Regions from separate parts of the Mus musculus genome. Here regions 1, 3, 4, 5, 6 and 7 are each linked to region 2. The links are chromatin loops, found by intact Hi-C in ENCODE. Cell type or tissue: left cerebral cortex. All regions are shown on one strand. Region 1 overlaps Setd6 (SET domain containing 6). Region 2 holds the start of Gm31805 (a long non-coding RNA gene). Region 3 overlaps Cnot1 (CCR4-NOT transcription complex, subunit 1). Region 4 has its middle 13 kb from the start of Gm51586. Region 5 overlaps Ndrg4 (N-myc downstream regulated gene 4). Region 6 has its middle 25 kb from the start of Prss54. Region 7 overlaps Cnot1 (CCR4-NOT transcription complex, subunit 1).

Region 1 (4,000 bases), 110 kb before region 2:
GTGCCTGCTGCAGACATACTAAACCACATAGCCAATCATAATGCCAATCTAGAGTACTCGGCAGTGAGTGGACCCCTATCCCTGGTCAGGTGGTGTGCATTACAAATCAAATCACTGGGCTCCAGTTTCCTACTAATCGTGAAAATGCGGTGAGACTAGCTACTCTCCGGTGTACTTTTGATATCAACTGAGATGGTGTGGACACACCCTAAGTCCACCAGAATAGCTGCCTGCTCTGCCAAGTCACCTCAGGCCCTGTGGAGAGCATTAACAGCAGTTCAGTGCTATTAGGAGGTGGGATGTTTATGGGCCAGAGGCATAGTAAGAAAGGCCCCACTTTAGTGTTGATTCTGTAGGAAAACTTGAGCAGACAGACGTCTATGTAATGTAAATATTGGCAGCGTCTTAACACCTGTAATCTTAGGAGGCTGAGGCAGGATCCAAGGTTCCAGGCCCATAGCTTCCAGTTTTCGTCTATACATGTCAAACTTTGCTCTCCAGTGTAAGCAGATGTGACTTTCACTTATTCTTTACCTCCGTTGCTATTTTGACATGAGGATTAACTTGTTCTGTTTTTGAGACAGGTGTGTATGTATGTGTGTGTATGTATGTATGTATGTATGTATGTATGTATGTGTATGTGTATATATATATATATATATATATATATAGCTAGCCCAAGACTCAAGAGTTTTGTCTCCTGAGCACTGAGTGTTTATCACCAGGCCTAGGCTTGGTTTTCTTAAAGCTTGTGTAGGTAACTAGGCAGATACACCTAATATACTAAATTGACCTCTAAAGTTGGTTTCACCCCCTCAGTATACAGGACTGAACAGTAGACAAATGGTCTGTGTCCTCAGCGCACATTCAGTAGGCTCTTCCAAGAGAGAAGTGGTCTGGTGGGGGCTATGGTGTGGTCCCAGCTTTATCCTTTTAACCCAGGATTATCTCCGGATGGTGGCTACTCAGCCCATTCTTGAAGGTCATGAAATCTTCAACACATATGGGCAAATGGCTAACTGGCAACTGATTCATATGTATGGTTTTGCTGAGCCCTATCCTAACAACACAGACGACACGGCTGACATTCAGATGGTGACAGTCCGAGATGCTGCACTGCAGGGTGCGTCTGCCCATCCCAGGTTCTGTATACCTCTTGACTGCACTTGTCTTGCTGGGGTTGATGTCGGCTCTCTCCGTCCATTACTTTATAGGAACAAAGGATGAAACTGAAAAGCTGCTCGTGTGTGAACGCTGGGATTTCCTGTGCAAACAGGAGATGGTAGGGGAAGAGGGAGCCTTTGTGATAGGTTGTGAGGAGGTGCTGACTGAAGAGGAGCTAGCCACCACACTGAAGGTACAGGACTGACAGGGTATGGGTTGCTGGTATTTAGAATAAAACCAAAGAAAGGGGAGGGACCTAACTTTCTACAGTGGTATGGTTGTCTTGAAACTCACAGTAGCACATTGCAACTAAAGGGCCCATATTTCTTGTAGGTACTGTGCATGCCTGCTGAGGAGTTCAGAGACTATAAAGAGCGGGCTGGATGGGGAGAGGAGGAGACAGAAGACGACAGTTTGGCAATCACAGATATCCCCAAGCTCCAAGAATCATGGAAACGGCTTCTTCGAAACAGTGTTCTGTTGACCCTACAGACCTACACCACAGACTTAAAAACAGACCAGGACTTACTCAGTAATAAGGAGGCCTATGCCACGCTGAGCTGGCGCGAACAACAAGCCTTACAGGTCCGCTATGGTCAGAAGATGATCTTACATCGGGTGTTGGAACTCACAAATTAAGCAGGCTTCCTGAGAACCTTTTAAGGTCATGTTCTGTTGCTTGGAGAGGAGGGAAATTTGGGACTTTTGCTATTTGGCAGTTAGAATCAAAGGAAAAATAGCTAAAAAGTAAACTTACATGTCGGCACGTTTGGATTGATGTCAGCAGATTTAGGAGCATGCTATTTTTACTAATGCCATCAGATTTTTTTAGAACTTAATAAACATGGGCTGAGTTCAACTTTGAGAAGTTCAAACTTTCTTTAGCACATTCCCGTGAAGTATGACATCTTACTGGACCATCAGTCTTATCACAACTCACCTCTCAAGGACAAATTAATTAGAAGTGGAATTCTTCCAAATACTCATACCAAGACAAAACCCCCACACAAGTTTTTAAATATAGTTTAACCACACAGATTTTCTTGCTCTAACAGCTTCCTCCAGTCGACACAGAAATGGTACACAAAATGTCCTTACTGGGGATGGTTGTAATGTCCCAGTGAGGCAAGGGATGCTAGCCTGGACTATGCAATAGCAGGACTCCCAAAGAATCAAGTAGTAACAGGAAAATCTGGTCATTAAGAAGTGACTATTGGGCTGGAGAGATGGCTCAGTGGTAAAGAGCACTGACTGCTCTTCCAGAGGTCCTGAGTTCAATTCCCAGAAACCACATGGTGGCTCACAACCATCTGTAGTGGGAGCTGATGCCCTCTTCTGGTGCGTCTGAAGACAGCATCAGTGTACTCACATATATAAAATCAATACATCTTTTTTTTTAAAGTGACATTTCCCAGTTGGCTGGGTTGTCCACGTTTACAACCAGCACTGGCTGCTGCTGCTACTGAGAAAGGCACAGTGGACTCATATGCATGTCATGACTTTAATGTTTACCGTCTTCACACATACATGAAAGCTGATTAAGGCCCAGAAACTACAAAGGCTACAAAATATAACACGGGCCTAGCTGTTCACGGAACATTTACGATCCTGATCCTTATAAAAAGCAGCAGCTGTAGTAGTCTTTTTGACTTTTGTTGTTTAACTAGGCTGTACAGCCTAAACAAGGTGAAGCAGAATCGCAGGCCAGAGATGTTCCTCTTTGGGTATGTTCTCCCTTAGGACCACCAAAGCAGGTCAACTACCTTTCCAGAGGCAAGCAGAACCCCCTGGTCTATCTAGTCTACACTTATAACTTATGTGGCTTTGTAAGCTTCCTTAGCTACGTTTTAAAAAAAAATTGCATGAATTCAGTATTTGCTAATCTTTGGAATGTCATGGATGTCGGAAGACATGCTGCTATGCTTGAGACAAGAGCATGCCATCAACTGCCTGTTACAAGGTAGTTTACATACGTACACACTTTACACAAACCCAAGAAGTTTCAGACAAAAGTTTTCTCTTTCATATATTTACACAAGTTCAAAATGATATTCACAGCATCTTCTAAATTTTGGCCAAGAGTCAAAAAAAAAATGCATTTAAACTTTGGAACTTGCCCACATAGACAGGAGATCAACCCCAGCAGTTGGTGGGGCAGACCCCTGAGAACCAAAGGGCTAGGAAAGTCAGGAGGAATCTTCAGTTTATGAACTTGGTTCAGCGGACCAAGGCTGATGCATCTGCAAGGGATATACACAGTTCATCTAACTGGCACCGGTCCCCTCCATCACTTGCTGAGCCTGCTTCTGTCCCATGCAGCACTGTGCAACAGACTGAAATAACCTAAGAAGTGGAGACAAGCACCAATTAACTTCACAACAAACTTTAAGCCTAAAGATCTCTTAATCTGAATTAGCTATAACTGCCCTTTTAACTCACAGACCCAAATTAGACACATTCTTTTCTGTCTCCCTGCTTGGTAATTAACATTTTAACTCACTTTTCAATCTCTGGGGCACAGTGTACAAATTCATGGTTCCAGAACTTAAATGCTGGGTTTTTAATCAGCTCAATGAAGGTGATAAGAAGACCCCAAGGATGTGGCCTATTTACAATCAACCGTTCCAAGAGAACCCTAAAAAGGGGTATAGAAGAGTTAGTTAATACATTAAAAACAAATTCACAACTATGCCTTCATTGCCCCTTTCCCTGAATGCACTCAGAATTTAGCATATGAAAATAGGTGAAATTTTTCCTACATGACAAGTGCTGGCTAGTACCAAATCTTTGTTCTTAAACTTTTTTGTTTCCTGGTGGCAAAGATTAAGGCCTTTGC
Region 2 (4,000 bases):
TTGTCAGCCACTATGTGGTTGCTGGGATTTGAACTCAGGACCTCTGGAAGAGCAGTCGGTGCTCTTAACCGCTGAGCCATCTCTCCAGCCCAGCTTTGTGGTGGAGTCAATTTTCTTCTTCCTTTGCATGGGTTCCAGGGCTTGAACTCAGATTACCAGGTTTGTATGGTAAATTTACCCACTGAACCAGCCGTTGCTCAACCTGCAGGTCACGACCATCAGAAAACACATATTTCCCATTGTCTTAGGAATCTCCCAACCATAAATTCATTTTCTTATTCTTTTTTTTTCTTTTTGGTTTTTCGAGACAGGCTTTCTCTGTGTAGCCCTGGCTGTCTTGGAACTCACTCTGTAGACCAGGCTGGCTTCAAACTGAGAAATCTGCCTGCCTCTGCCTCCCAAGTGCTGGGATTAAAGGCGTGCGCCACCACGCCCGGTTTATAAATTCATTTTCATTGCTACTTCATAGCTGTCTTTTGCTACTGAGTGGTGGCTCGGTTCCCAAGACTACCAGAACTACATTTTCTGGTGGTCTAGCCCCACAGGTTGAGAGCCGCTGCTTCTGAGCCATCTGATCAAATCCAACTTCTACCTTTGACCCAGAAATAAATTCATCTCCGAGCTGTAGATGTCGTGTTTGTCTTTGTCAACGGTGTCATTCTATCCACCAGTGTCACAATGGGTCACCGATGCCAGCACGAACACTTCTTTCTGCGCGTGTCTGTGTCTTACTTTTCTACTTCTGTAAAAACACATCATGGGGCACGCCTTTAATCCCAGCACTCGGGAGGCAGGCGGATCTCTGAGTTCGAGGCCAGCCTGGTCTACAGAGTGAGTTCCAGGACAGCCAGGGCTACACAGAGAAACCCTGTCTCGAAAAACCAAAAAAAAAAAAAAAAAAGATCATGGCCAAGACAACTTATAAACGGAAGTATTTAGTTTGACAGCTTATGCTTTCAGAAGGTTAGAGTCATTTGTTTTCCCAATCCCCCATCTCTTGTATGGGTTTATAACTTGGCTGTCCCGCCTTTCAGAGCAACAGAGGAGGGAGAGAGAGGTCCTGATGGTCCAGGGTTGGCATCCCTCATACCCATGCTGACTTACCTCTTCCCACCTTCTGTCAACCTCAGGAGCCACAGGATTTCCTGGACTGTGTGTGAAATAAAGAATTCCGAAGGTGGGGGTAAATTTGGAGGAATGGGAAAGGGGGAGACTGGCAGGAGGGGGGAGAAGGGAATTGTGTTGGGATGTACTACATGAAAGAAGAATACATTTTTAAAAAGGAAAAACAAAAGAATGAAGGGATTTAGGGCCTGGGTGGCCTCGCTAGAGGCAGAGCCTTAGATGGGGATTCTTGTGAACCTGAATTATTGGGGTGGGGGTGGGGGACAGACAAGACAGTGAGGAAAGTGACACAAACTGTAATCTCAGCCAGGCGTGGTGAGGTCCAACTGCAATCCCAACACTCTGGGACTGACTGAGACTGGCGCAGTAGGACCTCCATATCAGGGTCAGCCTGGGCTGCAGCATAACACTGTCTCAGAACTTCAAAACCGACCCACAACATCTCGTTCTCAGCTGTAGATCACAGAGGCGCTTGAGACTACAAAGTTAGTCTTGCTTCGCGGCCGGGGCTGGGGTAGTGGCCGGTGGACTTGTCTCAGCCCGAAGGTGAGAGCCTGTGTCCTCCTGAGAAGAAATTGAGAATCCGCGTTACACCTCCACAATTAGTCTCTGGAATTGCATGATGAGTCTGATTTCCACATCAGACTGGATCTGTGGCTTCGAGGTGGCCCTGCCCTAATATAAGGGTGTCACTCAGGTGTACCACACAACATAGAAATCACCACGGACTCGACTGACTCACAGACCTGGAGTCTCCCTGAGAACAACTCACCAACTCCGTAAGCAGAATTTATGCAAGGGCGACCTCTACCGTCCTAAAGAGAAACTGCAGTTGCCCGCTTCCATGCAGAGGAACAGGAAAACACATTATCTATCTGCCAGGCATTCTACATGAATTAGTCTTTCCTATTTCTTTCTTTCTTTTTGGTTTTTTCGAGACAGGGTTTCTCTGTGTAGCCCTGGCTACCCTGGAACTCACCCTAGGCTACTCTCTCATATTTCAAATGTCTTTACCTATAAGGTGGCACACCCTCCCCAACCCCGCCATAGCTCAGCAACAGGAGGCTCAGAGAAATGAATTAATTCCCTAAATTCTCGCAGGGAAAGAGCTATCTTTGGGAATCACTTCACGTCTGAGGCCCAAGATTCAAGCCCTCTGTTGTTCAGTGTTCTCAAGAGCAGAAGAAGCATTGCCTCATGGGAGTGTTAGGCGTGTGTCCCCCCCCCCCCCACACACACACACACTTCAGACTTGCTGAGTCAGAAATAGCCTAGAGAGCCCAGGTGGCTTTTTACTTATGACTTATTTGCATATTTCAGTGCAAGAAAGAGTCCCAAATCCAACAGGCCTTGGGAATGGATACTCAGGCGTGCATCTTCCTGAGACAAAACAGAAAGAAACGTGGCCTACTTTTTCCATTTCTTCCTTTTTTCTTTTGTCTGTCCCATCCCATGGTTGTCCCTCATCCCATCCCCCACCCCCACTCCGGTCCTGTTTCGCGTCAGTCCCAGCCTGCGACGTGTCTCCCTCCCCTGTCCCTCCCACTCCGGGTCAGTGCCTCTATGGATGCAGGATATCTCCAGCCCTCAGGCATTGTCCCAACGACTCACCTTTGTCCAGCCAGTTATGCAAATGAGGTCAGTTGACTTCGTTCCTTTTAGATAAAAAAGCCCTGGGAAGTGAAGACCTTGACCCGGCCCCCAGCCAGCAGGAGCCGACCCCTTGATGTGGATTGGCTGGGAGAAGATGGGAGGGTTCTGAGGTCCTACGTGCACGCCTGAATGGGGGCTGAGAGCTGCGGGCTTGCTCTGGAGGGTCAGAGGTCATCGAGCTGGCCGAGAGTGCACTCGGGTTCCTTGTTGACTTATACAAGATAAGGATGCTGTCTGGCTCCACTGACCTGCCCTGTGTAACCCTGGCTAACTATTTAACTTCTCTTGCTGAGCCCTGGCTCCTTCAGAGCTGTGTACACAAATGTAGTTGATGCACACTAAAGTTTTAGCAAAATGTGAGAATCCAACGGATGCTGAGCAGCTGGCTGCTCTGGGTCAGGCACCAGGCTGATGTCTGATCCATGGGAAGACACTGCCCCACTGAGATAGTTTATGGTCTCATGGGAAGACCCTGATGAAGATGGAAGCCAATTCTAGTGTGAGGCATTGGGTGGGTGAGTAGGATTAGCAGGCCTGAGTGTTAGCATTCTACCTTCTCTGTTCAAGGGGGAGAAAACTCATTCTTTAGAACATGCCCTGAGGGCAAGAGGGAGTGGAGACCCCAAGCTCTTCTGCCTCACTAGCTTCCTCTCTGGAGACTGAGGAGCAGCAAAGGGAGAAACAGGGCATCTAGACTAATCCTTAAGGAGAGCAACGGATGGCTCTACAGTGTCCCAGCTTCACTGCGGCTGTTCCCCCACACCCAGGCATGGCTTACCTACACACGTGTTAGTTTTTATTCATTTACTTACTATATATACAGTGTTCTGTCTGCATGTGTGCCTATAGGCCAGAAGAGGGTATCAGGTTATGAGCTATCGTGTGGTTGTTGGGGATCAAACTCAGGACCTCTGGAAGAATGGATAGTGCTCTTAATCTCTGAGCCATATCTCCCAGCCCATTTGTTAGTTCTTTAAGCTGTAGTTCTCTTACTTTAGGACCTCCATGTATACAGTGCTCACTGCTTAGAAAGTTCTCCCCACCTCTCTCTATTTAGCGAATTTCTATTCAAGGGTTGGGGGCTAGACCACCTTCTCAAGGAAGCCCTCCTGGACTCCTTAGGCAGATCCTACGGCTTCTGCTCTAATTTGAAGCCAGAATGTACCCCTACCCTCAAAGACCCTTTGGTTAAAAATTTCTGCTCCATCCTGTGGTGCTAAAG
Region 3 (4,000 bases), 55 kb before region 2:
ACAGGCAGGCTTTAGGATCTTTTAACAGCACAGACTTCTTTTGTGCTTTTTTTCTTTGGGGGAACTGAGTGAGTGTGGGTGAACCAGAGTGCTTGTGAGGGTTGGTTTTCTCCTACCATGTAGGACTCTGGGGACCCAATTCAGGTTATCAGATTTGGCAGCAGTTTACTGCTGAGCCATTTTGTTGGCCCTCTTGTCTCTGTGTGGGTGACTATGCGCGCGCACGCGCGCACACACACACACACACACAGTGTCTATTGATTGTGTAGAAGACAGGCATCAATGTCAGGTATCTTCTACTGACACCAACTGGACAATGAGCTCTGCAGCACCCATCAGGGCCAGGGCTATAAAAACACAAACTACAACCCATACCACCAAGACTGATTCTTCTCAGATTGTGCAAAAAGTACTTACTTAATCCTCCGGGACCTGATATGGACATTCATATGGCTAAAAAATAACTAGTAACAATAATTACAAAATTATAAGAAAATATCTGGTAAAAACTAGATGGCAAACAAAAAATACTTGGGAAGCAAAGATGGGCAAATGTCTCTAGAGTTTCACGCCTGTCTCAGAGCATACATGCTCAAGCAGTGTCAAGGCAGCGCACTTGTCTAGCAGTCACAAACTCCTAGAGTCTACCTGAAGGCACTAATCCAAACCCCTCATCACCAACTTTTGCATAAAGCAAACAGGAGAAATGTGAATGTTACATGATTTAATAGCACTGCTATTTTGAATTGGCAAGATAGCTCAGCAGGTAAGATGCTTGCTACCAAGCCTGGCAATGCAAGTTCAATGTCTGGGCCCAACGGGTACAAAGAGAAAACTAACTCCTACAAGCTGTCCTCTAACTACCATAGTCACTGGGTGACACATACAACCTGACCCTATAGAGAATTCATGTAAAAATGGCATAAATAACTGTTTTTTAATTTTTTTGGTTCTTTCCTCTACACTTACATAAGGGATCGCCACCTTTTTTGCAAGCACCTTTAATCACGGAGCCATCACAAGGTCCCCCAAATTTTTTTTTCAGAGTTAATTATTTTATGAGTGCTTTCCCTGGATGAATGTATATGTACCACATTCATGCTGAGAGATCAAAGAGGGTGCGAGATCTCCTGGAAACGGGAACTATAGATGGCTGTGAAGCACCGTGTGATATTAGGAACCCAACCCCAGAGCCTTTCCAATAAAAGCATCATGCCAGGTCCCCAAACAATTTTAAAAGAATGATTACAATGTTAACCTTTGAATAATGTCACAAAAAAATCTCACCTAGGAAGCAAATTTATTTTCTCATTTGTAAGATATTGAGATACCAACTAGTTGACATGATTAGTAAATGCATATAATAATTTCAGTAAAATCCCATCTTTCCATCTGTCAGTAGGTAAAACTATAGAGGAAAAACATCGTATTAAAGTCTGGGGCCTGGTCAGACCTAACCACAGTAAAATATACCTGGTCTCCTTGTACAATAGGGAGAGCATTCATTTCATAAAATGGTGCTGAGTGTGTCTCCAGGTTTGCAAGAAGCTTGCTTACGTCCTTCACCAAGGAAATCAGCAAGGGGGCAACAAAGAGATCCTTGCTATCATCCCAGGTCTAAATACCTAATCTCTGGTGTTAAAAGAGGTTATGTACAAGAACACTAATGGAAACACAACATTTATGTGTTTTAATAACCGTGTACATTGTGAAGCCTCAGCAATCAAATAAACCCAGACATGGTAACACATGGGAGCAATCCCAGTTCAAGGCCATCTTAGAATATACAGAAAAACTTGATCTCAAAAGACATGAAACAAAACCACATAAAATAAATGACTAAGGAAATGGATCAGCAAGTTATTGATTTTGTAGAGAACCATGGGTTCAGTTTCCAGCACACAGATGACAGCTCACAAGTCCTGTAACTTCAGTTCTACAAGATCTGATAGAGACCCTCAGGTCTCAACAGGTGCACATACTCATGCACACAAACATACATGTTTATTTGACCAGATTTATTTAACCATTAACTAAATGTCAGACATAAGACATAGATATCCTTAGATCTCAAGAACTTATAAGGAAAACTGAATAAACCAACTATAATACAACCAAAACATGTAGGGCACTGCTGGTGTCACTAGATTCTCACTTTCAAATAATTTCTGGTAGTCAACAACCAGCTTCTCCGGGATTTGCCTCAGTTGCAGAATTTCAGTGTCTAAATATATACCCTCCTGTGGCAGCCTTCCCCAGCAGGGCCCTTTGAGCCCACTGTGGTACCTTGGTATATGACTTAGAAATGGCCATATAATCTTAACCTGGGTTTAACTGGGAGTGAACTCCAGCTCCCCAGCAAACCTGGTGTCTTAGTCTCATCCCACCCTGTTTTCATTACACCCTAGCCTGCAGAACTGACACAGGTTATATCCTGCTTTCCAGATTCCAGGGAATACAACCTCACCCGTATCATAGGCCCAGTTCAACAAGCTGAGCAGTAAAAAGAACCATGCAAGTTTGTAGGGCAGGCTTAGTAGGTGCACATGCATAACCAGTTGGAAAATACAGTCAGATTTATCTTTAAAAAAAAAAAAACAAAAACAAAAAAAAAAACAAAAAACAAAAAACAAGTGGGGCTGGAGAGGCAGCCCTGGATGGTCTTAACAGATGATCCAAGCTCAATTCCCAGCCCCAACAGCCATCAAGTTCCAAGGGTTCCTATGATCTTTTCTAGCTTCCAAAGTCCCCAGGCATGCTCAAAGTACCAAAACACAAGAAAAAATATTCATATAAAATTTTTAAGTTAAAAGTGGCAAGGTGGCTTTGTTGCCAAGCAGTGGTGCCCAATGGAGGCAGAGGCAGGCAGATTTCTGAGTTTGATGCCAATCTGGTCTACAGATTGAGTTCCAAGACAACCGGGGCTATACAGAGAAACTCTGTCTTGAACTGCCATACCCCCCCAAAAAAAACAATAGCTCAGAGGGTAAGGATGGCTGCTATGAAGCCTGAGGCCATGAGTTCAATCCCCAACACCTACAAGGCCAAAAAAGAACTGACTCTTGTAAGTTGTCCTGTGGCCTCACATATGTGATTGTGTGTGTAGGCCTATGTGCTCCTATTACTTTTTTAAACTGCTAAGTGTTAGCAATCCCTTGAGGCTCCGCTCAACAGGTAGCAACAGCTTGTGTCTCTCCCTGCCAGGTACAAGCCAGGACTCAGGCATATGAGAAGACCACTCATTATGCCCTCTCCCCCATGTGTTCCCAAAGAGCCTCTCCCCCCCTTTCTCTTTTCCTCTCTCTTTCTGCTCTTCTCTATCACCAGCCTTTCTCTACCTCTACCCCTCTTTTCCACGTCCCCTTCCCATCACACCAATAAACCTTCTTTATATTAGGTGTGTCACATGACTGATTTTCGGGAGAAGTCCTTAGCAGGGCCCACTGAGGTACTCCCTCCCAGATCACGAACTCCCCAAAGACCTCAAAATCAGATGCAAAATGTAAAGTCTTTAAGCTCAGATGTTTGCAAACCTCTCCAACACAGTGGATGGGTATAGAAGGCCTGGAGCTGGTAAGGCCATGCTTTTTTATCATGGTTACAAGCAGGGTGAAGGGCTTTCCAATTTGGCAGCTACATGATTAGCTACCATCTAAAGGTTATAAGCTTGGCACAATTCCATTGGCTAGTAATGATTTCAAATGGCTATGAGCAATGGGGGGTCAGCTTGAGTAATCTTATCTGGAATGTTAGATACTTAAGTGGAAACATAAGGATTTTTTGGAAAGTCAATTATGTTAGATGGTGTTTTGCTAGGGCAAACACTTGGGAGTGTTTCTTGAAATGGACACAGGTAAAAGGCTAAGACAGACTGGTGAAGGAACGTTTCACTAAAGCAGACAAAGGTCAAAGGATGTTCTGTTAAAGCAAGGTGGCGAAAGGACACGTGATGGATTCTTAATAACACACATGTATTGGTTCGCCTTACACTGTGTAACTG
Region 4 (4,000 bases), 82 kb after region 2:
TGTGTCAAGTTGACAAGGGGTCAGTTGTATTGGCTAGTTTTGTGTCAACTTGACACAGCTGGAGTTATCACAGAGAAAGGAGCTTCAGTTGAGGAAATGCCTCCATGAGATCCAACTGTAAGGCATTTTCTCAATTAGTGATCAAGGGGGCAAGGCCCCTTGTGGGTGGGACCATCTCTGGGCTGGTTGTCTTGGGTTCTATAAGAGAGCAGGCTGAGCAAGCCAGTAAAGAACATCCCTCCATGGCCTCTGCATCAGCTCCTGCTTTCTGACCTGCTTGAGTTCCAGTCCTGCATTCTTTGGTGATCAACAGCAGTATGGAAATGTAAGCCGAATAAACCCTTTCCTCCCCAACTTGCTTCTTGGTCATGATGTTTGTGCAGGAATACAAACCCTGACTAAGACAGGGCACATGGGTTCTACCCTGCCCCTTGGCACTCTGATTGACACAGGAAAGTGTTGCTTAATGTACAGTACCCCCCACCCCTCCCCCATGGCTTTCCCTTTCTGTGATGCCTGGGGTTGAACCGAGGCCTCACACGTGGTTGGCTAGGCTCTGCTACAATTCTATGCCCAATCACACATTTTATTCTGAGGCAGGGTCTCACTGTGCAGGCTGGTTTTGAACTTGTGAACTTCCTGCCTCAGTCTCCCAGTGTGGGTGGGACTACAGGTGTGTGCCATCACATCCGGTTACTCCTGTGTTTAGATTATGAGAAAGGATGCAGAGGCAGAGCCAGTGTGAGCCTTGGCACTTGGCAGTGCTTAGCCCTTTCTCAGTGAGGGCGGCCTGGGTGTGGTGTGTGTATGTGCTTGAGATAGTGACTCTCGGAACTGAGGTTGTAGCTCAGCGTTGGAGCAGCTGCTAAGAATGCACAAAACTCAGGGTTGGATTCTCAGCACCAAAACAGGGAGAGCCATACTTGTATACCTGTGTATTATAGGGGCTGGAGAAGCTTGCTGCTTGCTGCTCTTGAAGAGGACAGGAATTCTGCTCTCAGTATCCACGTTAGTCTGGTCGCAATCTTCTATAACCCCAGCCCTAGGGAACCTGATGCCTTTCTCTGGCCTCCATAGACATCTTGCACTCATACCCACATAATTAAAAATAAATCTTAAAGAAGTATTACGATTAACAGGATTTCTAAGTGAATGGGGATAGGAATGAGTACAGTTTTAGTAGGTGAAGAGGGCTAGCTCCATTAGGAGCCACTCTCAGCGCCAAATGCCACTCCTATCCGCAGGAGGTTGGTCTTAGGGATTCTTTTTTTTTTAAATTTTATTTTTTATTAGGTATTTTCTTCATTTACATTTCCAATGCTATCCCAAAAGTCCCCCATACCCCCCCATTCCCCTACCCACCCACTCCCACTTCTTGGCCCTGGCGTTCCCCTGTACTGAGGCAGATAAAATTTGCATGTCCAATGGGCCTCTCTTTCCAGTGATGACCGACTAGGCCATCTTCTGATACATATGCAGCTAGAGACACGAGCTCCAGGGGGTACTGGTTAGTTCATATTGTTGTTCCACCTATAGGGTTGCAGACCCCTTTAGCTCCTTGGGTATTTTCTCTAGCTCCTCCATTGGGGGCCCTGTGATCCATCCAATAGCTGACTGTGAGCATCCACTTCTGTGTTTGCTAGGCCCCAGCATAGCCTCACAGGAGACAGCTATATCTGGGTCCTTTCAGCAGAATCTTGCTAGCGTGTGCAATGGTGTCACCGTTTGGAGGCTGATTATGGGATGGACTTAGGGATTCTTCTATCTTTCCTTAAACTTGCTACATGCTTGGTTTGTAGCATCTGTAGGCAGAGGCTGCCATCTGGTGGTCATGTTTCAGATCGCGCCCCATAGGACTACTGAGTTTTCCATAGGCTGTGGTGTCTGCGAGGTCCTGTAGCCCAGGTTAGCTTCCAACACTGTATGTCTTAAATTGCTAGTGGTGATAGTTGCATAAATTTGTGAATAAGCTAAAACATTTAAATTGTCCATGATTATTATTCTCGCTAATATCATTTGTGGTACCGGAGAGTGAACCTAAGTGCATTACCATCAAAGTGCATTACCATCAAAGTGCACTACCACAGAGCTATCTCCAGATTGAACTGTGAACTTTATTTATTTTTTACTAACATGGTGTTTTTATTAATTATTTTGGAATTTCTTACAATGCACCCTGATCACACTCACTTCCCATTCCTCCCAGGTCCACCCAACCTTGTGTCCACCCCCTCCCATCCTCCTCCCCCAGCCCAAATACACAAAGTCCAATTTGTGTTGCCCATAAACTTATTGGAGTATGGCCAAACTCCCAGTGGTCAGCCCTTAAAGAAAATGAATCCTCCCCCCAGCCCCCACCCTTGTCAGAAGCCATCAACTCTGAGGAGCATCTTTATCACAATTTTTTTTTCTAAAGATTTATTTTATGTATGTGAGTACACTGTAGCTGTCTTCAGACACACCAGAAGAGGGCATCAGATCCCTTTACAGATGGTTGTGAGCCATTATGTGGTTGCTGGGAATTAAACTTAGGACCTTTGGAAGAACAGTCAGTGTTCTTAACCACTGAGCCATCTCCCCAGACCCCTTTATCACAATTTTTAAGGACTTCTTTTTCTAGCTTCCTGTCTGGACTGTTTCTTTTTGGGGGTGGGGTGGGGTGTGAGAGATTGTCACAGAAGCCTTCGATGTCTCTCATTCCCAATTATAAGTCTGCAGTCACTGATACTCCTGCAGGGAATACGTTTCCTTGTCTAAAATAGCTGGTGGCTGCTCGGATCATGAACAGCAAAACGGCCTCCAATGGCAGCGCGGGCCACGGAAGTCTTCGGAGGAGGCTTAATCCAGCAAATAGACAGCTCTTCATCTTGGATAGCTTGTTGCTCAGAGTCAGATTGACAGCATGGTTTAGAGGTAGTTCCTGCTGTAGCTCCAGGCTGCTGTCTGCCACCCTCCTTTCAGCAACTGCTGCCCTGCCAGTGCTCCGGGCACAGCCGTATCACAGTTCACAGGACAGCACCTCCCACCCCTAGCATGGCAAACAGCGCAAGCGGCTGCAGCAGAGATGGCTCAGTGTGGTAGGCGGAGTCTGCCAGGTGGCAACTGAGCAAGGCGGGCCCATTGGTAGCCTGAGCCTTCTGGCAGCCCGAGGAACAGTCCTACTCACAAGACATGCTCCTTTGCCTGCCGAGGCCATGCTTCCAAACCTGTCACCGCTAGTTCAGCTTCTCTCCTCCATCTATCCCAACGCCCCCAATTCCGTGAAACCATTTTTAATAAGCATCTTCCCTAAAAGTTTTAGAAGACCTAATAGAAGACCTAAGTTTTAAGTTGTGCCAGAGATTCTTCCAGCTCTGCACACTCATCCCCCAGCACTGCAGCTCGCAAAGTCTCTGTGTGTGTCCCAGGCGCCTCAGATTGGTCCCACAGACGCTGGGTCCCTGCGGCCGCCGCAATCTTGAATCAGTTGAACTGTGAACTTTATGTGAGAAAACTGTGTATTTGAATCACAGCTCAGTAAGACTCGTATTAAAATAGATAAGATTGACTTCCAAACCTTTTTGTGTATTTAATTTTAGTAATTTCTTAAGTTTATATCGCATACATTCTGTATAAACCTTTATTTATGGGTTATTATTAATTTATTTGTTTATTTATTTTATTTTATTTTATTTTTTTTTTTAAAGATTTATTTATTTATTATATGTAAGTACACTGTAGCTGTCTTCAGACACTCCAGAAGAGGGCGCCAGATCTTGTTAGGGATGGTTGTGAGCCACCATGTGGTTGCTGGGAATTGAACTCAGGACCTTCAGAAGAACAGTCGGGTGCTCTTATCTGTTGAGCCATCTCACCAGCCCCTATTTATTTTATTGTTTGTCTCTCTACATAACCATGGCTGTCTGGGAACTCACTAAGTAGGCTATACTGGCCTTGAACTCACAGAGATCTCTGCCTTTGCCTTTTAAGTGCTGAAGGTGTGCACCACCATTCCACCATT
Region 5 (4,000 bases), 120 kb before region 2:
ACAACTCCCAGGATGCAAACTGCTCTCCCTCACTTTGGTGCCCTCCCACCCCCTACTAAATACTTTAGCCTCTGGGGCTTGCACCTCCTCAGGACAGCAACTAGGATATCCTTCCACCCTGCCAGCCTTTCAGGGAGAGGTAGAGCAAAGAGAGGTACACGTAGGCAGGGAGGACCAACCAGAACGCCATGCTAGGCCCCATGAGCTCTTGGAGCTTGGTAGACATCTGTGAAGCCAGGAAACGGTTGTGTCCTTGTCCTTGGGCTTCAAGGGAACTACGCCAGGCATCCCAGGAGTCAGAGGGGCTTTGGGAGGTTGTGCAGGCCTCCTCAGTCTGGAAGAGTGAGGGGTAAGGGCACTAGCCTAGGACGTGGCCTCCGTGGGCCTGAGCCACACAGCCTGGGCTGCAGAAGAGGGAGAGTGAGAATTCCCAGACAGCTTCCTTGCTGCTGTTTGGATGGGTTGCAGCAGCGGGCTTCCCCAGGCTAGCCCTCTCTGGTCTGTCTGTCCCATCTCGGCCCATCTCGGTGCCCTGGGCCTGGTCCACTCTTCACCGTGTTCTGTGTCTCCCCCACCCTTGCCCTCTCTGGCTGTCTTCTCTCTCAGTTGCACACTTGAAGGACCGAAGGCTGAGTGGAGGAGCAGGTAGTCCATGGCCTATGGCCTATAGCCCATGGCCTGTCTGCTGATGCATGGACACCCCGCCCCTCCCTGCCCCGCCCTAACCCGCCCCGCTCCTCTGCAGTGCTGCAGCTGCACTATGTCTTGCTGTGGTGTGGAACCTTCTTGTGTTATGCTCAGCTCAAAGCCCCGGAGGATCCCTGCTCTTCCACAGACCCTGGTCTGCTGAGGGCTCCGTCCCGTGTGGGACCTGACACACTGGCTGGTCTCAGAGCAGCCGTCTTGTTTCTAGGTTGCCGTGGGCTGTGGGGCTTCCAGAGCTTTGGGAGTTAGAAGCAGAGCCTGCAAACACAACAGTGCTAGGTTTGCCTTGCAGACATTGTCTGCCCCCTGCCCAGCCTCTAGGTGGACTGGCCTTACCTACAGTAGTAGAAGCAAGATTCAGGCAGTCTGTGGCTGATTGCCTTCACAGAAGCAATCCTGCCCCCCCTCCACCCACGCTACCCCACCCCTGTCACTTTTTGGATGCAGGTCTAGTTGGCCACAGAGCGTCTCTCTATCCCAGGTCAGGGTGCCTATAAGCACCTGCCCTGCTCTGACCATACATAGCTCTGGGTAGCTGCTGGGACCTAGGCACCTGCTGGCTGTAGCCCATTAGCCTGGCCTGCTCACCGTTGCTGACTGGTCCTGCATGCCTTGGCCTGGTATAGCCAGTGCCAGAATCCTCTGCGTGTGGCAAGACTGGGTGTCACTGGCCGCTTTGCTTGTGTTGTTTTTTTTTTCCCACCGGCCGGTACCCACCTTGCCTGTCCTCAGGACCCTCTGTTCTTGTCCATAGTGCCCTCAGCCAGCATGACCCGCCTCGCACGCTCACGTACCGCGTCCCTCACCAGCGCCAGTTCCGTGGACGGCAGCCGCCCTCAGCCCTGCGCCCACTCAGACAGCAGTGAGGGGATGGGCCAGGTCAACCACACCATGGAGGTGTCCTGCTGAAGCCCTCGTCCTGCCCATGATGCCCGCTTACCTGCCCCCAGGTCCCACTGCCATCTCTGCACCGGCTCATCTTCCCTTTAGTTTTATTTTTGTGAGAGTGAAGGGGAGGAAATGGGGTTACTTCTCTTTTATTTAAAAAGAAATGAGGGGATCCACCTTGGGACAGCACAGCACAACAGTCTTAGATGGTGTGAGGGGCTCGCCTTACACACTCCTGTCTCACTCAGTGTGGCCCCTCCCCTCTGCCCAGCTGGGGCGTGGCCAGGATAGTTAGATACAGTACTGAAGAAAGCCCAGCCCAGCCCCTGGATCTGGCAGATGTGAGGTTTGAAGATGGTGGGTAGTGAGCTAAAGCTCTGATGTGAGTGGGAGTCAGACCAGTGGGCAGCCTTGGACCTTAAGAGTGTCCCTTTCCTGTAACCCTTGCATCAAGCACACCTATTCTAATAGTAGAAGTGACAGTCATGAGGATGGTAGCCACAAGAGGGCGCTCTAGACAGACAGCCATTTTCCTGGTGCTCTCTGGGCAGGACAGGTGGTGTAAGGCCAGCCAGGCTGAAGAATATGGAGAACCCTGACATGGGGGCAGGAACCCCCATACCCTGCCACCACAGGGCCTTGTCCCACCCTGAGGCAAAGGTCACCTGGTCTCTTGTCCCTGTTGGCAGAGGTTAAAATGTTGATTGCTGTGTATGCTGTGTGTAGCCCCTGAGAACTTCATGATTACCCATCCCTTTGGAAGCTGGCAGGTACTGTAGGTCCCTCTTGTCCCAGATTTCACCAAGTATTTGTCACAGTGCCCTGGTCAACTTGGGCCAGTGTGTCACAGACAATACTTGAGAAGTGAGCTTGTTAGAAAGACACAGATGGGAAGATACAATGACCTCTGCTTGCTGGAGGGGCTGGAGATTGCCTGGCCCTTGGGTGGGAAATGGGCCATCCTCAAACAAAGGTTCCATGCCTCCTACAGCCCACAACTATGCCCGCCATCTCACCAAGTAGGCGCTCACAGCCTGGCCATTGGTTTCATCTGCTCTCATCCCCAGAGAGGAGAGAAAGCACTAAGTGTGTATATGGGGAGTGGGGATGATGTATGTGGTATTGTATGGGTGTTCTGAGGCAAGAGGACACCCACATCCATTTATCTGTGGCACATGCCGCCCCTTTCTGTAACTGTAAGCCATTTCTAGACTGCTCTGGAGTCCAGTGGAGTGTTTCCTATCCCCGGTTCAGTTCACTCACGTGCTTCCGTGAATACTGAATGTGACTGTTTAGAGGTGGTAGAACTAATCCCTTACTGTAGATAGCACTCCAAGTATTGGACATCTTTTTGCTGTGTTCTTAAGATATCTATAAATACCTATACATTATATATATATATATATGTATGTATATCAGGTCCTCCTTCCTGTATGTGGTTTCCCATTGGTAGTTGTCTTCTCTTTGGTCAAGATGAACTTTTAATGGAGTTCATTATTTTCCTCTCTGTACAAAGTTAAGAGCCTAATTTTGTGTATTCTGTTTGGTGGCTGATAAAGAGACTTTGAGATTACAAAATGCAAAACAAAAATCCTTGATATAGAAAGTTAACTGTGCAGAAAAACTAATAAAGAAATTAAGTCTACGTGTGTCGTGTTTCCTATCACAGGGAAGGCTCAACTGTTTAGGCTGCCTGGCTGCCCCAGGGCGCTGATAGTTGGAGGATAGTGCCTGTTAGACACATTTGGTTGGGGGAGGGTTGAGCAATCTTTCTGTAGCCCAGGCTGGTCTTGAATACTCAGCAATCCTACTTCAGCGTCATGGGTGTTAGAATTATGTAGGCCACCCTGCTTAATTTTTTTTTTCCTCTTAGGGTGATAAGAGATTGAACCAGGGTGTTTATACATGATGGTCAAGGTTCTACCAAGCGGCTATATACTCTGACTGAGATATAATTTTACCAGTCCTGATACTAACTCTATTTCACAGCTGAGCAGAAAGTTTAGCCAGCAAGAAAGACCGCTTCAAAGCAAGGGCACAACACTATTTGCTTGGTTTTAGTTGTTTTGGGACATGGTGTCACTCTGTTGTCTGGCTTGCCAGAAACTCCCAGTAAACCACAAACCCCCCTCAACCTTCCAGGTACTGAAACTAAACTACTGAATTCTCCATGTTACCGTTTGTGCTATCATTCATTCACCTTATATTACTTCCAGCGTCTCTCTCTGTCTCTCTCTGTCTTCTCTCTCTGTCTCTCTCTTCTCTCTCTTTTCTCTTCTCTCTCCTCTCTGTCTCTGTCTCTCGTCTGTCTGTCTGTCTCGTGCGTATGTGTGTGTGTAATGTGGAAACCCTTAAGGCCACTTCAAACCCAGGTGTAAACGGACTAATCAATCAGTCAGTGAAATGA
Region 6 (4,000 bases), 230 kb before region 2:
ATGTTGTGAACATTTTACCATCATAAAATTTAACCCCCAAGCTTGGGGGCCGGAGAGATGATTCGGTGATTAAAAGTAATGGTTGCTCTTCCAGAGGACCCAGGTTCGATTCTCAGCACCCACATGGCGGCTCACAACAAACTGTAATTCCAATCCAAGATAAGCTAATTTAACTAAAACAAGATTGGCCATTTTATTTTCAAAAATCAAGGTATAATTCAACAAAACCTGTGGAGTAAGAAATGATTTGGGGGCTGGAGAGATGGCTCGCCACTTAAGAGCACTGACTCGCTCTTCCAGAGGTCCTGAGTTCAATTCCCAGCAACCACATGGTGGCTCACAACCGTCAGTAATAGGATCCCATGTCCTCTTCTTGTGTGTCTGAAGAGAGTGACAGTGTACTCACATAAACAAACAAACACGGGGGCTGGAGAGATGGCTCAGAGGTTAAGAGCACTGACTGCTCTTCCAGAGGTCCTGAGTTCAATTCCCAGCAACCATATGGTGGCTCACAACCATCTGTAATGAGATCCGATGCCCTCTTCTGGTGTGTCTGAAGACAGTTACAATGTACTCACCACATATATAAAATAAATAAATAAAATCTAAAAAAACAAAAAAGAAAAAAAGAAAAAAACCAAACACATCTTTAAAAGCAAAAAAAAAAAAAAAAGTAAAAGAAACAATTTGGCTATAACTATGAATGTGTGGTTGAATTTTTTTTTTTTTTTTTTAAAGATTTATTTATTTATTTATTATATGTAAGTACACTGTAGCTGTCCTCAGACACTCCAGAAGAGGGCGTCAGATCTCGTTACGGATGGTTGTGAGCCACCATGTGGTTGCTGGGATTTGAACTTCGGACCTTCGGAAGAGCAGTCGGGTGCTCTTACCCACTGAGCCATCTCACCAGCCCGTGTGGTTGAATTTTAACAGACATATCTGGGTATCTCTGTGAGGTATAAAATATTGTCATGAGACTAGCCCATCTCCTCATTTTTCCTGATTTACAGACTAGGAAAGAAGAGGAAACTCCAGCTTTTCCAACCCCCTAAAATAGCTCATTTTGAAGCACTAGGCTACATAGCCTGTCTCAGAAGGAACTGCTCTGGAGGCAGCTGAATCTCTCCTGCAGTCTTACTCCCTTGGGCGGGTTAGAGCATAGCTTCTCCTGGGCCTGACAGGAGCTAAAGACAGTAGCACCCAAGAAATTCAGCTGATTCTAGAGTTGACTGGTTGGCTGTTTGTCCTGGTTGTTCTAAACATCATGGTACTCCCAAGTGAGGGATGTGGTCTGCTTTGGAGTACTTGGTCACACAAAAACAAAACCAAAAAACCAAAAAAACCAAAAAACTAAAAAACAAAAAAACAAAAAAACAAAAACAAAGATTCAAGAAAATTGCACTCACCTGAGTGTGGTGGCACAGGCCTTTAATCCCAACACTGAGGAGATTATTTTAGTGAGTTCGGAGCCAGCCTCATCTACATAGAGAGTTCCAGGACAGCCAGAGAATGTAGTGAGACTATGTCTCAAAACAAACAAACAATAAACCCATTATAGAACCCCAAGATTTTGGCTGTGATTTGTGACTCAGGGGAGTCAGATGTTGGGTGCGAGTCTGGGCATCTGGCTTCTGTTCAGTCCACGTCTCCGGTGTTCCAGTGCGAAGCTCGGTGATTAAGAAGCTGTCCATCTGTCAGCGGTAAAGAGTAAATAACGTTGTAAGCGAAGAGTCCTGTTCACGCTGCAAATCCTACTCAAGTTGTTACAAAAACTCTGGACAAACAACGAAGATGGGAGAAGCACGTTGTCACCTGCTCTTTCACGGAGTCCTCGGTTCTGCAGCTTAGCCATTCCTTCAGTTCACTGGGGGTCTCTGCTTTAGAGACTGCGCTGGAGTTTGCTGCAATGATCATTTTGGACGGTAGGAGGCGATGTTGCCCACAACATTCCAAGTCTTCTCCAAGGGGCAGCCTAGCTTCTACCTTCATCCATAGCAAAGAAGCCGCTATTTAGATAGATAGATAGATAGATAGATAGATAGATAGATAGATAGATAGATAGATAGATAGATAGATAGATAGATAGATTATATAGATTAGATTAGAGAGAGATGCTCAAAGCATCTGGTCCCCGTTTTTAACAGTGAAAAAGAAACAGAAGGAGAGCTTTTGTTCACTGGCTGATTTCTCAATGTTTTTTCTTCTCTTCCCTGGTGTCAGATGGTTTCCATTTGCCTCCTTTCTAGTAAGGCTGTGGCAGCCTCCCCTGTGAAAATAATTATCAGATCAGACTGACCTAGGGAGAAAACATCTGTGCGGCCGTGACCATCCCTGGACGGCAGAGCCTAGAACATGATTTCTCCTAGCTGGGGCCTTCCTGCTGCATGTGGCTTCCCTCACAACCTCTTGCAGACTGAGCAAGCCTGTGTGGGACCCTTTTCCAGGCCCAGCGTCTGCTTTTGTATTGGGCTCAAAGGTAAGATTTCATTTTGTAGAATTCTCTGTTGCTACACGCACCAACCCTCTAAAAATTAGACACCCTGGTGTCCCAGAAAGGCAGCAAGACATTAGATGCCAAATATCTAGAGAAACAAATTAAGTCGGTGAAGAGAAAGCCCTTGGCAGACGTGGCATTTAATTAAGCTTTGCTTCACTGAAGTGTGTACTCCTAAGTTAACATTTGTAAGCTAGTATTCTCAATGAAGTTCAAAGACGTTCAAGTTTCATAGCAGACAACTGTAATGGCAAGCTTTCAGACAGAAGACTAGCCAGCACACAGCCCTTTCCACAGGTGACAGTTTATTTATATTTTTTCCTTCCGCACGGTGAAAAACAGTTGTCATTGCGTATATTGGAAAGCCATGACTCGTGGGGCAGGAGGAGACAAGAGAAAACATCTGGAGAGGATGAGTCTGTCTCCTGAGAACAATACACATTTGACTACTTAGATTACACACACACACACACACACACACACACACACACACGAAGACTTTAATCTCCACCTGACTGGCATGTGGACAACCCCGTGGCTTCTTGGGGGTGCTTTCTCTTGTTTTCTTACCTTTCTCAAAGTGACTCCATTCTAGCCCTGTGCTACCTAGTAAAGCAAATACCAGGGAGCATTTGGGAGCCTGAAATATAGATAGAGCTGAGATGGGTTAACTCTCCTTTTCCAGAAGCAGAGGGACTGACTCCTGCCTCACCTGTGGCGGCACGGCTGGGGCCAAGAGCAGCTGGTATGGGTTTTAATGTGGAGTTTTGGCCACTGCATCCCACACCGCAAAAGCCAGCTTAGTTGTCCTTTGACGTCTTCAGACATGCTGTAGCATGGCTGAGCCTGCACTCATACGCATGCGCACACATGGCAACCGGCGACCGCGGCATGGCAGCAACGCCGCCCACCGTCGGTGACAAGAAGTTGAACTGCAAGCTGATGTTGGTGGTACATACACATCTGTAATCCCAGATACTTCGAGAGCTAAGATGGGAGGATTCTCAGTTCAGTGACAACACAGTTTTTCACCTCAATTTTTCAAGAAGAAAAGATGGCGTGTTATTTGTCCTAATTTGTGATTTATATCATAAGGTACTGATTTTGGTTTGCTTGGGCAATATATTTTAATCATTATCTGGTAACATTTATCCAACTTTTATCTTTAAAGTTCCTTGTGTAGCTCAGAAAAAAAATTCTTCTGCACTTCAATATTTGAAAAGCCTCCTTTAAGTGGCTGCGGGTGTGGCTGATGGCGATGGCGAGGATGAGCTGTAAGCATGAGGCCCTGGCGGAGGTCCCCACCAAGACAAAATCAGTAAGGAGCATCGTTTTACTGCATATCTCAAACATTTTAATGGTTTCATTATATTTAAATATTTGATGCATTTGGAATATAATTGAGTCTAAAGTAAATTAAGGTATTCCTCCTTTAGGGAACCTCCCAAACTCTTGGAGTTCTTATTTTTCTTTACTGTATTCATATACTTTGGGGGAAAAGAG
Region 7 (4,000 bases), 73 kb before region 2:
AAGTGAGATATACTTGCTATTTCCCAGAATGCCTAAAGAGACCACTCTGATCAACAAAAACCATGCTCTGCAGCACAGGCCTACAACTGTCCACCACCCCCTCGCATCTGCCACTTACCAACATGATTTTCTCAACACTAGGTTATCTTCAAAACTTCTGGCAAAAACTGTATCTTGTCTAAGACATTTCAGCTACTGAATAAAAGATTTTTTTTTCTTTTTTAACTAGTGGTCATTGGGGAATGGGAGCAAAACAAGCCTAAATAAAAGCTCTAGCAGTCAAGGGTCTCAAGCCAATATACTGCTTAAATCCAAGCTGACATAGCAAGACCTTGATTCTTTAAAATGATAACAGTAATAACCATCAATAGCATACTGAAAATACAGAACTACCATATGATCTTAATATTAAGATTCAAAAGCTCACTTCCACAATCTTACTAACATAAGAGATCACATACTACAAGAATAAAAACAAAAATCATTTGACAATGTTATCAAACAGCACAAAGATCTTTTGACCAAACGCTTTCATAATAACCACATAAACTAGGACAGTAATCCTCAGACTCAGGAGGTTAAGGCAAAAGAATTGCTTTAGTAGTTAGAAGTCAGTCAGTGAAAAATAGTTGAGACTTTATGCAAATGCCACAAAGGAAAAATAAGACCTCCTCCTCCAAAAAAAGCCTAAAAGGCAGAGGGAATTTATCCTGAACAACGAAACCTATGAAACCCCACAGGTATCAAGACCATAAAGGACTTGACACTTTGTCCAAAATCAGGAACAGGACAAGAATTCCTACCATTTAAGAAAAATAATAAAAAAAGGGGGGGTGGGGGGTGGGCGGGAGGTGGCTCAGTAGTTAAGGGCACTGACTGCTCTTCCAGAGCTTCTAAGCAACCACATGGAGGCTCATGACTGTGATGGGATCTGGTGCCCTCTTCTGGTGTGTCTGAAAACAGCTACAGTATACTCATATGCATAAAATAAATCAGGAAGGAAGGAAGGAAGGAAGGAAGGAAGGAAGGAAGGAAGGAAGGAAGGAAGGAAAAAGAAAGGAGAAACACTGGGCCGGGAAGATGGCTCAGTGGTTGAGAGCTCTGTCTGCTCTTCCAGAGGTCCTGAGTTCGAGTCCCAGCAACCACATGGTGGCACACAGCCATCTGTTATGGGATCTTCTAGCATGTAGGCATAGATTCGGATAGAGTACTGGTGTATAAAATAAAAAATAAATAAAATCTAAAAAAGGAAAGGCAGAAAGAAAGAAATGAGAAACACCCAGATTATAAAATCAGAAATTGATTTGGAAGCACCTTTAATCCCAGCATTTGGGAGGCAGAGACAGGTGGATTTCTGAGTTTGAAGCCTGCCTGCTCTATAGAGTTAGCTCCAGGACAGCCAGGTATATACAGACAAACCCTGCCTCAGGAAGGAAAAAAAAGGGGGGTGGGGATTTGTCAGAAAGCTATCTACATTTACAGATAACACAATCTTGTATAAAATATCCAGCAATAAATATAATTTTTTAAATAAAATTATTTCAAACAAAGCTGGAGAGATGGCTCAGTGGTTAAGAGCACTGACTTCTCTTCCAGAGGTCCCGAGTTCAATTCCCAGCAACCACATGGTGGCTCACAACTATCTGTAATAGGATCTGATGCCCCCTGTTGGTGTGTCTAAAGATAGCTACAGTGTACTCATATTCATAAAAAATACATAAAAATAAATAAACCTTTAAAAACTGTTTCAAACAGCAAAGAAGTTTTGTACATCAAAAATATCAAATTATCAAAGAACTAAAATACAAAGACATCCCAGATTCGTGGACTGAAGGTTCTAATTTTATTAGGACTACAATTTACCCCCTAACCTGTTTTCTACAAACTTTTATCTGTACATCACTCCTAGTAAAATCTCAATCACTTGTTTTAAAATAGTTCTTCAAGGCCCTGCTATGAGCTAACAATGAAAAACATCAACTGTGACTCCCAAAGCATCTCTGCTATTCTGTAGGGATGTACCAAATGACCTCGAAAGTCTCATAAAAATTCAAGGAACTTAAAAAAAAAAAGTTGGAAGGCACCTAATTAGCTGCAATTTCAGTGTTTATCAAAAGGGTGATTTAATTAAGACAGGATGGTATAGCAATAAGAAGTCATTTATGTAATTTCACAGAAGAATTAATCTATAAATAAACCCATATAACATGGCTTTTTTAAAGAAGATAGGTCAAAGAAAGCCAACATTCTCATTCAAGAGTGGTGCTACAACACACTGTTAACACTGTAATGCCCTGGGATTAAAAACCATAAGATTTTCTTTTCTTTCAAGACTAGGTCTCACTACTCTCCTTGGGTGGCCACCTGCCCTTGGTCTCACAATGTCACTTTTGGACCAATGGTGATTAGACATAATTTTTGATTGGTTGTCTTGATTAAGACAGTGCCTTTCCACATACCTGGCAGGTCATGAATTCAATCAAGACTAAAATAAACTGGCCTCAAAATTCATAATGATCCATCAGTGTCTACCTCCTGAGTGTCTCGGTAATAACGCAATTTCCAAGTAGCCCCAAGCATATTCTTCTTACCCTGCACAAGCCTGCAGACAAGCCAACATTGTTGCCAGAGTTTCAGCGGGAAGTTGAGCACTTTTGGGCTGATCTTTCTCTGGGGCAAGTCCACCCAAAATAGAAGGGCACCTTCTCTTTAAAAAAGTCATACATGCTTGTATAAAAGGCTCCTAAAAAAAGAAAAGACTTCAGTGTATTTTACATCTATTTTAAAAACTTTCTAAACACAATTAACTACCATCTACAAAGACCAACATTTTAGATATCATCTTAAAAGGGGTACTTTTGAGGGTGGGGATATTGCCTAGCATGTACCAGGTCATGAGTTTAATTCCCTAACATCCTTTTTATATTATTTTTTTTCTAAGACAGTTTAGATACCAGTTTTGGAAAGAAATGAACATTTCCTGCACACTGCTTACCCCATGCTCTCTTATCTTATCTGTTAGCCACTTGTCAAGTTTGAGGTATTCCCGCCGTGAAGCGAGTGCAGCAAGGTCAATGACAAAAGCAAATGGAGTGCCGTTCAGCAGCATCGACAGGGCCTAAAGAGAAACGTGCAAAGTCCAGTAATAGCCATTTCTTTGTACTACTTTCTAATTCCTGTCCTAAAAACATGTCTATTAAAAAAAAAATCTACTCTTTGCTTGGTCAGTTTTTTAAGGGAGTACTCTATTTAGAATTAAAGCCTTATTTAAAAAGGTCAACTCATGCCTACCTTCATAAGTGAACTACTTGGCTCTTTTTTAGTTAGTAATATCAAGAGCAAAGCAAGGGTACAAATACTGTCCCTTCCCGAATTTTAGCATCTGCATGCAAGCTTCTGATATCTAAACACAATTATATCACTTATATTAACAGTGATAAATAATACCTTGGATAACTAGCAGAATACTGCAACAAGTTTGCAAAGGAGTTGAAATTAACGTACTTTTGACAAAATTATAGATTATAGATTACTCATGACCAAAGCCCAATCATCACTTGCTTTAAAAAAACCTCTTGCAAGACTCGTTATACAGCTGGGTGCTGGAGTGCTTCCCTACCATGTCTAAGTGCCTGATTCTGAATGCCACCAAACAAGCAAACGAAACCAGCCTTTAGGACTGACTTACCTATCTAAAATTATTCTCCTTGTTACCTTTCAATGTTTAAGCATCTAAATCTTAATTCAAATGAGCTAGTTACATGTAAATATTCCTAACCCATTTTAGTAAAGCACTGTTGACCCTCTGAAGTCACCTTCAAGTCCTGGGCCACGTCAAGTATTCGAGACAATTTGGCCTGATCATACTGCTCCCCTCTCATGTACCATTCTGCCATTGCATGCATTATAAGTTGGCGAATTGATGGAGACTGCCCCTAAGAAAAGAGGAGGGAACATTAAACAGGAACCATGTTAGCCATTTGGTATTATTACACCTACC

Evidence for each region. Peaks named below come from ENCODE experiments on the same cell type or tissue, not always from the same donor. Only the 100,000 strongest peaks of a DNase experiment are listed, where the experiment ranks them.
Region 1: it touches region 2 in a loop (3-fold over the local background); 14 of 42 quality-filtered maps call a loop at or near these places.
Region 3: it touches region 2 in a loop (1.9-fold over the local background); 11 of 42 quality-filtered maps call a loop at or near these places.
Region 4: a loop joins it to region 2, with 2.2 times the contacts of the local background. A loop is called at or near these places in 8 of 42 quality-filtered maps.
Region 5: a loop joins it to region 2, with 6 times the contacts of the local background. A loop is called at or near these places in 15 of 42 quality-filtered maps.
Region 6: a loop joins it to region 2, with 2.4 times the contacts of the local background. A loop is called at or near these places in 16 of 42 quality-filtered maps.
Region 7: a loop joins it to region 2, with 5 times the contacts of the local background. A loop is called at or near these places in 9 of 42 quality-filtered maps.

Annotation. Positions count from the first base shown.
Region 1 is chr8:95,716,979-95,720,978 of GRCm38, forward strand. Setd6 (SET domain containing 6) reads left to right here. Exons shown (of 7, transcript NM_001035123.4): 4 at 1-63; 5 at 943-1,123; 6 at 1,215-1,357; 7 at 1,498-2,029. The coding sequence ends at 1,803. It overlaps Cnot1 (CCR4-NOT transcription complex, subunit 1), which reads right to left. Exons shown (of 49, transcript NM_001372353.1): 48 at 3,665-3,799; 49 at 1,953-3,507. The coding sequence ends at 3,429. Among named protein-coding and RNA genes, the nearest start is that of Setd6, 3.1 kb to the left of the region's middle. In left cerebral cortex, a CTCF peak has its summit at 2,497 (motif pointing left); DNase peaks (open chromatin) are centred at 19, 1,056, 1,698 and 2,518; H3K4me3 peaks cover 385 bases; H3K27ac peaks cover 1 bases.
Region 2 is chr8:95,830,903-95,834,902 of GRCm38, forward strand. It overlaps Gm31805 (a long non-coding RNA gene), which reads right to left and starts at 3,563. Exons shown (of 3, transcript XR_387949.4): 1 at 2,737-3,563; 2 at 1,105-1,689; 3 at 401-742. In left cerebral cortex, a CTCF peak has its summit at 1,943; a DNase peak (open chromatin) is centred at 1,937.
Region 3 is chr8:95,775,855-95,779,854 of GRCm38, forward strand. All of the region lies in intron 2 of Cnot1 (CCR4-NOT transcription complex, subunit 1), which reads right to left. Among named protein-coding and RNA genes, the nearest start is that of Gm26265, 21 kb to the left of the region's middle. In left cerebral cortex, no CTCF peak of the experiment used is centred here; no DNase peak of the experiment used is centred here.
Region 4 is chr8:95,913,271-95,917,270 of GRCm38, forward strand. No RefSeq gene overlaps it. Among named protein-coding and RNA genes, the nearest start is that of Gm51586, 13 kb to the left of the region's middle. In left cerebral cortex, CTCF peaks have their summits at 1,837 (motif pointing left) and 3,827; DNase peaks (open chromatin) are centred at 1,828 and 3,117.
Region 5 is chr8:95,711,719-95,715,718 of GRCm38, forward strand. It overlaps Ndrg4 (N-myc downstream regulated gene 4), which reads left to right. Exons shown (of 17, transcript NM_001372423.1): 16 at 607-645; 17 at 1,460-3,238. The coding sequence ends at 1,614. It also overlaps a transcript of Setd6 not described here. Among named protein-coding and RNA genes, the nearest start is that of Setd6, 2.2 kb to the right of the region's middle. In left cerebral cortex, a CTCF peak has its summit at 2,102 (motif pointing right); DNase peaks (open chromatin) are centred at 1,387, 2,019, 2,755, 3,359 and 1 more place; H3K4me3 peaks cover 390 bases; H3K27ac peaks cover 398 bases.
Region 6 is chr8:95,598,157-95,602,156 of GRCm38, forward strand. It overlaps the pseudogene Gm31518. Among named protein-coding and RNA genes, the nearest start is that of Prss54, 25 kb to the left of the region's middle. In left cerebral cortex, a CTCF peak has its summit at 1,915; DNase peaks (open chromatin) are centred at 1,914 and 3,326.
Region 7 is chr8:95,757,508-95,761,507 of GRCm38, forward strand. It overlaps Cnot1 (CCR4-NOT transcription complex, subunit 1), which reads right to left. Exons shown (of 49, transcript NM_001372353.1): 14 at 3,816-3,935; 15 at 2,996-3,118; 16 at 2,592-2,743. Among named protein-coding and RNA genes, the nearest start is that of Gm26265, 2.4 kb to the left of the region's middle. In left cerebral cortex, CTCF peaks have their summits at 940 (motif pointing left) and 1,653 (motif pointing left); DNase peaks (open chromatin) are centred at 31 and 1,008.